Linked DNA regions of Homo sapiens: region 2 is linked to region 1. Evidence: read pairs that join two places in POLR2A ChIA-PET (ENCODE). Cell type or tissue: OCI-LY7. All regions are shown on one strand.

The links. ChIA-PET counts read pairs that join two places held together with the same protein. Peaks named below come from ENCODE experiments on the same cell type or tissue, not always from the same donor. Only the 100,000 strongest peaks of a DNase experiment are listed, where the experiment ranks them.
Region 2: POLR2A ChIA-PET joins it to region 1 with 5 read pairs; 2 of 35 experiments call an interaction of 5 or more read pairs at or near these places.

The regions. Positions count from the first base shown.
Region 1 is chr7:131,335,067-131,339,066 of GRCh38, forward strand. The region is part of intron 1 of MKLN1 (muskelin 1); the gene reads left to right. Among named protein-coding and RNA genes, the nearest start is that of MKLN1, 9.2 kb to the left of the region's middle. In OCI-LY7, a CTCF peak has its summit at 3,290 (motif pointing left); a DNase peak (open chromatin) is centred at 2,015.
Region 2 is chr7:131,474,804-131,478,803 of GRCh38, forward strand. MKLN1 (muskelin 1) reads left to right here. Exons shown (of 18, transcript NM_013255.5): 17 at 3,820-3,874. Among named protein-coding and RNA genes, the nearest start is that of PODXL, 80 kb to the right of the region's middle. In OCI-LY7, no CTCF peak of the experiment used is centred here; no DNase peak of the experiment used is centred here.

The DNA.
Region 1 (4,000 bases):
TTATTAAGGGGTGGTCAGATAAAGCTCTGAGAAGTCCAGCAGTATTAAAATCTATTAATATGGGGGACTTTTGAAGAAAATATTTTTTAACATCTTTGCACATTGGGAAGATGTTTCAGTTAGAAAATTTTTTTGTTGTTGTTTAATGAGAACTTCAGGACTTGGTTACGAATATTTCTAAAAATCTGTGAAGTCAAAGTAACATTCTGTAGAATACTGTGTATGTATATTTATGCTGTAGATAAACAAAGATATTGTTTGTTTAATGGGTTTTGCTTATGATGAAATTTTACTGATTAAGATTAATCCATGTTTAAAAAAGTATACAAAGAGAAAGGAAATATCATAGTCATTATCTAGGAATAATTTAAGTAGTCTAATATAAATCTGTCCCTAAAAAAGTTGTTGAATGGCAGCTAACTAGATTGAAGTACCCTAACATAACTTATATTTTGAATTGGTTGTTAATAATAATTGGAAAACTAGGCTATGTTTAGTCCTAAGACTATAGGGTTTCCTCTCAACACATTTTAGCTGTATCCCACAAATTGTGGTATGTTACATGTTCATTATCATTTATGCAAAAATGTTTTTCAGATTTTATTTTGGCTTATTCTTTGACCTGTAGGTTTTTTTTTTTTTTTAACAAATGTATTGCTTACTTTTTGAACGTTTGGGGATTTGCTAGTTATCTTTCTGTTACTAATTTCTTAATTTCACTATGATTAGAGAACACACTCTGAATAGTTTCAGACCTTTATTGATACTTATTTTATGGCTCAGCATTTTTATAAATGTTTATGTACCCTTGAAAAGACTATGCATTCTGCTGTTAACTACTGTCTTCTATGTACTTTGTTAAGTTCAAGTTTGTAAATTGTGTTATTGTGTTGTACAAATCTTCTCTATCCTTACTGAATTTTTTTTTTTTTGCCTTTTTTTCTATTCATTACAGAGAGAGGTGTCTTGAGGTTAAGTGTCAAATGTGTCTTACTGTGATTGTGGATTTGTATATTTCTCCTTTTAGTTCTATAAAGAACTAAACTGTATGCTTTATGTATTTTGAAGTCATATTACTAGGCACATACAAACTTATCTTTCTAGTACATTGGCTCTTTATCATTATAACATGTCCCTTTTTATCTCTAGTAACACTTGTCTCTCGCCTCAAAGTCTTCTTAGCTACACCTGCTTTATTTTGGCTGCTGTTTGCTTGCATGGTAAAACTTTCTCTCTCCTTTTTGCTTTTAATGCTCCTGTAGCTTTATATTTGGGGTCTGTTTCTTGTTAAGAATAAACAGATTTTTGTTTGCCTGTTTTTAATTAAATCTGAAATATATTTAGCTCATTAATGGTAAATATAATTATTGATAAATTTGGGTTTATGTCTGTCATTTTATTGTTTTCTGTTTGTCCTACTTGTTCTATATTCTATTTTCTCTCCATTGTTGCCTTCTTTTGGATTAATCAAGTGTTTTAAAAATATTATTTTATTCCTCCCTTTGTTAGCTTGTTAGTTATATATTCTGTTACTGTTCTTTTGGTGGTTACGCTAGATCACCACAAGCTTTCTTGTGGTACATTAGAGTTGCATATTCATTAGGATTTTGAAAAACAACATCTCAGACATTGTTAGGACCCTAGAAAACTTTAATAGCATTTATCACTCTCCTGCTTTTATGTTGTCATTGTCATGCATTTCACGTCTACATTTAAATCCAGAGACTGTTGTTTTGTACAGTTAATATTTACCCTTTCCATTGTTCTTTATTTCCTTTTGTATTTACATGCTTCCATCTGAGATTAATTTTCCTCTGTCTGAAGAACTCCTTTTAGGGAGTTTGGTGGTACTGAATTCTCAGTTTTTGCTTGTTTGAAATTTATTTATTTTCATCTTTGAAGAATATATTAAATGACTGTACAGTTCTACATTATTAGCTGTTATTTTCTTGAAGCACTTTAAAGATCTCAGTTCATTGTCTTCTAGCTTCCATTGTTTCTGTTGCAAAATCAGCCGTCAGACTTACTGTTGCTTCTTGGAAGGTAGTATGACTTTCTTGTTCAGCTGCCTTTCTTTTTGTCATTCTCTTTTTCTTTAAGTTTAAACAGCTTTCAGTGATGCACCTAAGAATGGTTTTGTTTGTACCCTGTTTGGCGTTTCTGGCACCTCTTGAATTTGTAGTATGACTGATCAGCTGTGAAAAAATTTTGACTTTTTAAAAATATTGTTTCTGCCCCATTTTTGTCTCCTTTGCTCTGTGACTCCAATTAAATCTTTATTATACTTTTTATCCCCCATATGTCTCCTGCTCTCTTCTGTTATTTTTATGATTTTTTTCCTCCTCTTATCCGTTCTGGATAGTTTTTACTTGACTGTATTTCAGTTCACTTATTCTGAATTTAACTATGTCCAATCTGCTTTTTAACCCCATCTATTCTTAATTTTAGTTATAGTATTTTTTAGTTTTAGAATTATTTCATCCTCTCTTTTTAAGATAGATTCTAATTATGTGAAAATCTCTTGTCATGTATTTTTTGAGCATATTAATCAAATTGCTTTAAAGTCTGTGTCTGAAAACTTCAATATCTGTATCACCTATAGGCCTATTTCCATCATCTCTTTCCTTTTGATTTTGCATCTTGTTAGGCCAAATAATAATAATAGTTAATATATTTGTATATTAATGTATGTTAATTATATATTCTATTGTATATTATATAAATTATTACATGTGGATAATAACATAATAGTAATAATTATTATTAGGCAATTTTTTGATGGAGTGCCAGACATTATATGCAGAATTTTAGATACAAATTTTGTATCTATAATGATACATTTCCCCAGATAGGATTCACATGTCTTCAGATTCACCCATCTTCTTGCAGGCAGATAGAGATCACTGCAACTGTCAAGGACTGAGCTGACTTGAGGTTGGGTTTTCAGCCTTATAAACCTTGTTCTACCTGTAGTTTGCTTCCAACTTGGTAGCCCCCTAGAGATCTCAATTAAGAGATTGGGTATTTTTAGGGCTTCTCTGGCTTTTTTTCTTTCCAGACCCATGAGAGTTTTAAAAGCTCCTTCTTCCTTTTTAATTGCTTTCTGCTGGCTTTTTAGCCTTTTGCTATGTGCAGTTTAAAAGCTGATAAATCCCTTAAGAGGAAAATCAGTACTGAGTGTCACATTTGTTCTTCTGTGCCTTCTTTCACTAGGGGATCTTGACTCCTCAAGACTTAGCTACCAAGTTTTGTCCCCCTACTCCCATGAAATTGCCAAAAGCTTTGCTGACTTCTCTGCCTCCTAGTGGCTGTCCTTTTTTGGCTTCTTAGCCCCTTGGCCTGTGCCATTAAAGAAATAGGTGACATGTCTTGAAAGGGAAAGCTGCACAGAATGTCAGATACCCTTCAGTGAGTTTCTTGCCACCTCAAGTCTTAGCTACCTCAGAAAGTCTGATATTTTAAGAACTTTCTCCCTATTTAATACAGTTTTTCTAGTTTAAGAGGGAGTGTTGATCTGCTACAGACTATTCCGTCATATTCAAAAGCAGAAATCTTTCTGTGTTTAGTTCTTTTGGAATAGAGTGTTATATCTTGTAGGCCTGTGAGTTTCTCATGGTTATATTAATGTAAAAACGTACGACTTGATCCCCAGAGTTCTTTGGTCTCTTGCTAAGTGTTTTCCTTCATTAACTGCTTATTCTTGCTATCTGATGGGAAAGAATTGTGGAACTTAAATACAGTTGACCCTTGAACAACATGGATTTGAATTTGCAGATCTACTTACACGTGATTTTCTTCTGCTTCTGCCACCTTGAGACAGAAAGGTCGATCCCTTCTCTTTCTCCTTCTCAGCCTACTCAACGTGAAGATGACAACAATGAAGACCTTTGTGATGATCCACTTCCATTTAATGAATAGTAAATATTTTTTCTCTTCCTTATAGTTTTCTTAATAACATTTTCCTTTCTCTAGCTTATTGTAAGAATATAGTATGTCATAC
Region 2 (4,000 bases), 140 kb after region 1:
TGGGTAATTTATGAAGAAAAGAGATTTAATTGACTCACAGGCCCACAGGCTTAACAGGAAGCATGACTGGGAGTCCTCAGTAAACTTACAGTCATGGCAGAAGGTGAAGGGCAAGCAAGCACCTTTTTCACATGATGGCAGGAGAGAGAGTGACAATGAGGGGGGAAATGCCACACATGTTTAAACCATCAGATCTCATGAGAACTCACTATCACAAGAACAGCAAGGGGGAAATTGGCCCCTGTGATCCAATGGTCCCCCACCAAACCCCTCCCCCAATTCAACATGAGATTTGGGCAAGGATGCAAATCCAAACTATATCACCAAGAAAAAAAGTGAAAACATAAATTATCCACATCACAAATGAAAAGAGGGCATCAGTTTAGACCCTACATATATTAAAAGTAAAGTGGGTATGGAAAACTTCATTGACAAGCCGCAACTTGATGAAATTGACAAATACTTTAAAAGACACAGTTTACCAAAACTGACACAAGAAGAAATAGAAAATCTTAAGGAACTCCATATCTACTACAGAGATTGAATTTGTAATAAAAAATTTTCTAACAAAAAAAACTCTAGGCCCATAATAGCAGTAAATTTTATCAACCATTCAAAGAAGGAAGAAAAAAATACAATTTTACATAGACTCTCAGAAATTAGAGGAAGGCAATACTTCTTAAATCCTTTTATAAGCCAGGTTAACTTTGATATAAAATCCCAACAGAAGCTGGGCGTGGTGGCTCACGCTTGTAATCACAGCATTTTGGGAGGCTGAGGGGTGGATCGCCTGAGCCCATGAGTTTGAGACCAGCTTGGGCAACATAGCAAAAACCTGTCTCTACAAAAACATGCAAAAAATTAGCTGGGTGGTGCCATGCCTGTAGTCCCAGCTCCTCTGGAGGCTGAGGTGGGAGGATCACCTGAGTTCAGAGAGGTTGAGGCTGCAGTGAGCTGTGATCATACCACTGCACGCTGAACCTTGGTGACAGAGTGGGATCCTATCTCAGAATAAATTAGAATAAAATAAAATCCCAAGAGAGACGTTACAAGCAAAGAAAATCATGGACCAATATTTTTCATGAACATAAATGTAAAATTCTTAGGAAAATTTTAGTTAATTAGGAATATATTAAAAGGTTAGTGTACTATGACTAAGTGGTGGTTTATTCTAGGAATATATGGCTAGTTTAACATTTGAAAAAAAATTCAGTGTAATTCACCATGTTAACAGAATGAAGGAGGAAAACCATAGATCATCTTAGTAAGTGAAGAAAAGCATCTAAGAAAATTCAGACTCATTCATAATAAAAATTCTTAGCAAACTAGGAATAAAAAGAAACTTCTTGAATCTAAATTCCTAAAGGACACCTGTGAAAAACATACAGCTAGGGCTATTCTTAAACATTTAACCCTTTTCCCTAAGATTGTGACAAGGAAATAATGTATATTATTAGCCCCTCTATTCAACATTCTACCAGAATTACACTAGCTAGTGTAATAAAGAAAAAGCAATAAAAAACATATAGATTGGATAGGAGAAAGTAAATTTGTTTGCATTTGTAGGTAACATGATTATGTACATTCGAAACCCCATGGTGTCTACAAAACAATATACTAGGACAAGTGAATTTAGCAAGATTACAAAAATACAAGGTCAATAGAAAAAAAAAGCAATTATTAGCAATTTTTATACTAGCAGTGAACAATTAGAAAATGAAAAGCATAGTTTATATTAGCATCAGACATATCAAATGGGTAGAATGAGTCTGTTGTAAGAAATTAAAGAAGACCTTGATAAATGGAGAGATATATTTATGGATTGAAACACTAAAAATTGTTTAAAGCTGCCCATTTTCCCCAAATTGGCCTTTATTTTAATGCAGTGTAAGTTTGGTCTTTGTTGTTGTTGTCATTGAGGAAATAGACAAACTACTATAAAATTTACATGGAAATGCAAAGGTTTTAGACTAGCCAAAACAATTTTGAAAAAAGAAAAAATTGGAAGCTTTATGCTATCTGATTTCAGGACTCTGTATAAAGCCACAATAATCAAGACAGTGTGGTACTGGCTTAAGGATAGACAAATGGATCAGTACAACAGAATAGAGTCCAGAAGTAGACCCATACGTATGTGGTCAGTTGTTTTTTGACCAGGGTACCAAGTCCAACGGGGAAAAGAAAGTTTTTAACAAATGATACTGAATAACTGGATATCTCAAACCTTTCTCACTGTTTACTGAAACATTAATTTAAGATTGATTACAGGTCTAAATATAAAATCCAAAAGAATAAGGCTTTGGGAAGAAAACATAGGAGATTATCTTCACAACATTGGGATAGGTAAAGATTTCTTGGACATGAACTAAAGGCAGTAATCATCGAAGAAAAATATGGATAAATTGGACTTCAAAAAAGTTAAAATTTCTGCTCATTAAAGGACTTTTAAAAACATAGACATTGCCAGGTTCAGTGGCTCACACCAGTAATCCCAGCATTTTAGGAGGCCTAGGAGGAAGGATTGCTTGATACCAGGAGTTTGAGACCAGCCTGGGCAACATGTGAGACCTCGTCTCTACCAAAAAAAAAAAAAAGTCAAAAAATGAGGCAGGAGGATTGCTTGAGTCCAAGAGGTTGAGGCTGCAGTGAGCCATGATCACGCCACTGCACTCCCACCTTGGTGACAGAGCGAGACCCTGCCTCAAAAAATAAATAAATAGACAAGCCACATACTAAACAATCTTTGCAGTAGATATATCTGACAGAGGACTGATACCCAGAATGTATAAAGAACTTCTATACATTTTTAAATTTTTCTTTTTATCCCCCCTTTTCATAACTCTTGCTTAGATAAATACCTATGGAATATTTGTACAATTTCTGATCTTCAAAGGACCATTAATCAGGGCTTACAAATGTTGGTATGATTTAATATCTGAAATGTTAAAGGCTGCAAGCATAGATGTGAAATATATCCTGAGGACTTGGTGATACTAACTGCTCAAGTCTTGGGAAGTGCCAAGTAACTCCATTGAGGAGTTTGTCTGCTCTAATTCATTCCTTTAACTGGTCTCTTTTCCTGCATTCTCATTCAAGATAAATACAAATAGTTCTCCAGATTTTTTATTTTGTGCCTATTTGTTAAATTGCTAATGTTGCAATAGTTTTGTCTTACTCTGTTTCTTCATTGTTCAATTACATTGTCTGTTTTAAACTAACTTTAACTGACAGCCTGGAAATCTAAGCAACATTTACAACATTATGTCCATTAAAAAAGGTCTTTGGGTTTTAACAATATAATTATATATAATTGTGGAATCTCAATCTAAGTTGTAATTTAGGAATGGTCTATACATGCTTTTTTTCTCAGATTTTGATTTACACAGCTGAGACATCAGGTATTTTACAGTGGCTTACGTTTATTTTTGAGATGAGAATGCATATATGCTAAAAATTCAGTAACGGGACCCAGGGCACCAATCTGTTCATATGTGTTAGATTCAAATGACAGTTTTCTTTTTTATTTTGTTGTGCTGTTGTTCCTTAATAAGTACATACTTTAATACATTTTTAAAATAAAATAATTCCAGGACATGGCCCAGTATTTTAGAAAATGATAATAGCCTAGTAGAAAAGTCATTATATTCTGTAATCTGAATGTGTTCTTCTTGCCACTATTTGGTGAATAGACCTATGTCACACATATGCAGAAATACGTAGTTGCTGATAAATGGTCAAAGTTATAGAAGGCTATTTTCCTTCAGTGCACTTAGCCAGCTAATTTGCTGCTTCTTTTTTTTTTTTTTTTTTTTTAAACAGTTTCAGCTCCTGGCATCAGCTCTATTCAAATCTGGTTCAGATTTTACAGCTCTGGGTAAGTATTGCAGTATAATTTATCCAGCTAGATGCCCTAGCATTTGGAAGGTTGGATTTTGGTTTCTTTTACGTGAAACATCAGGTGAGATGTTTCAGTCAAATAGATGAGCAAATGAAGTTTCAA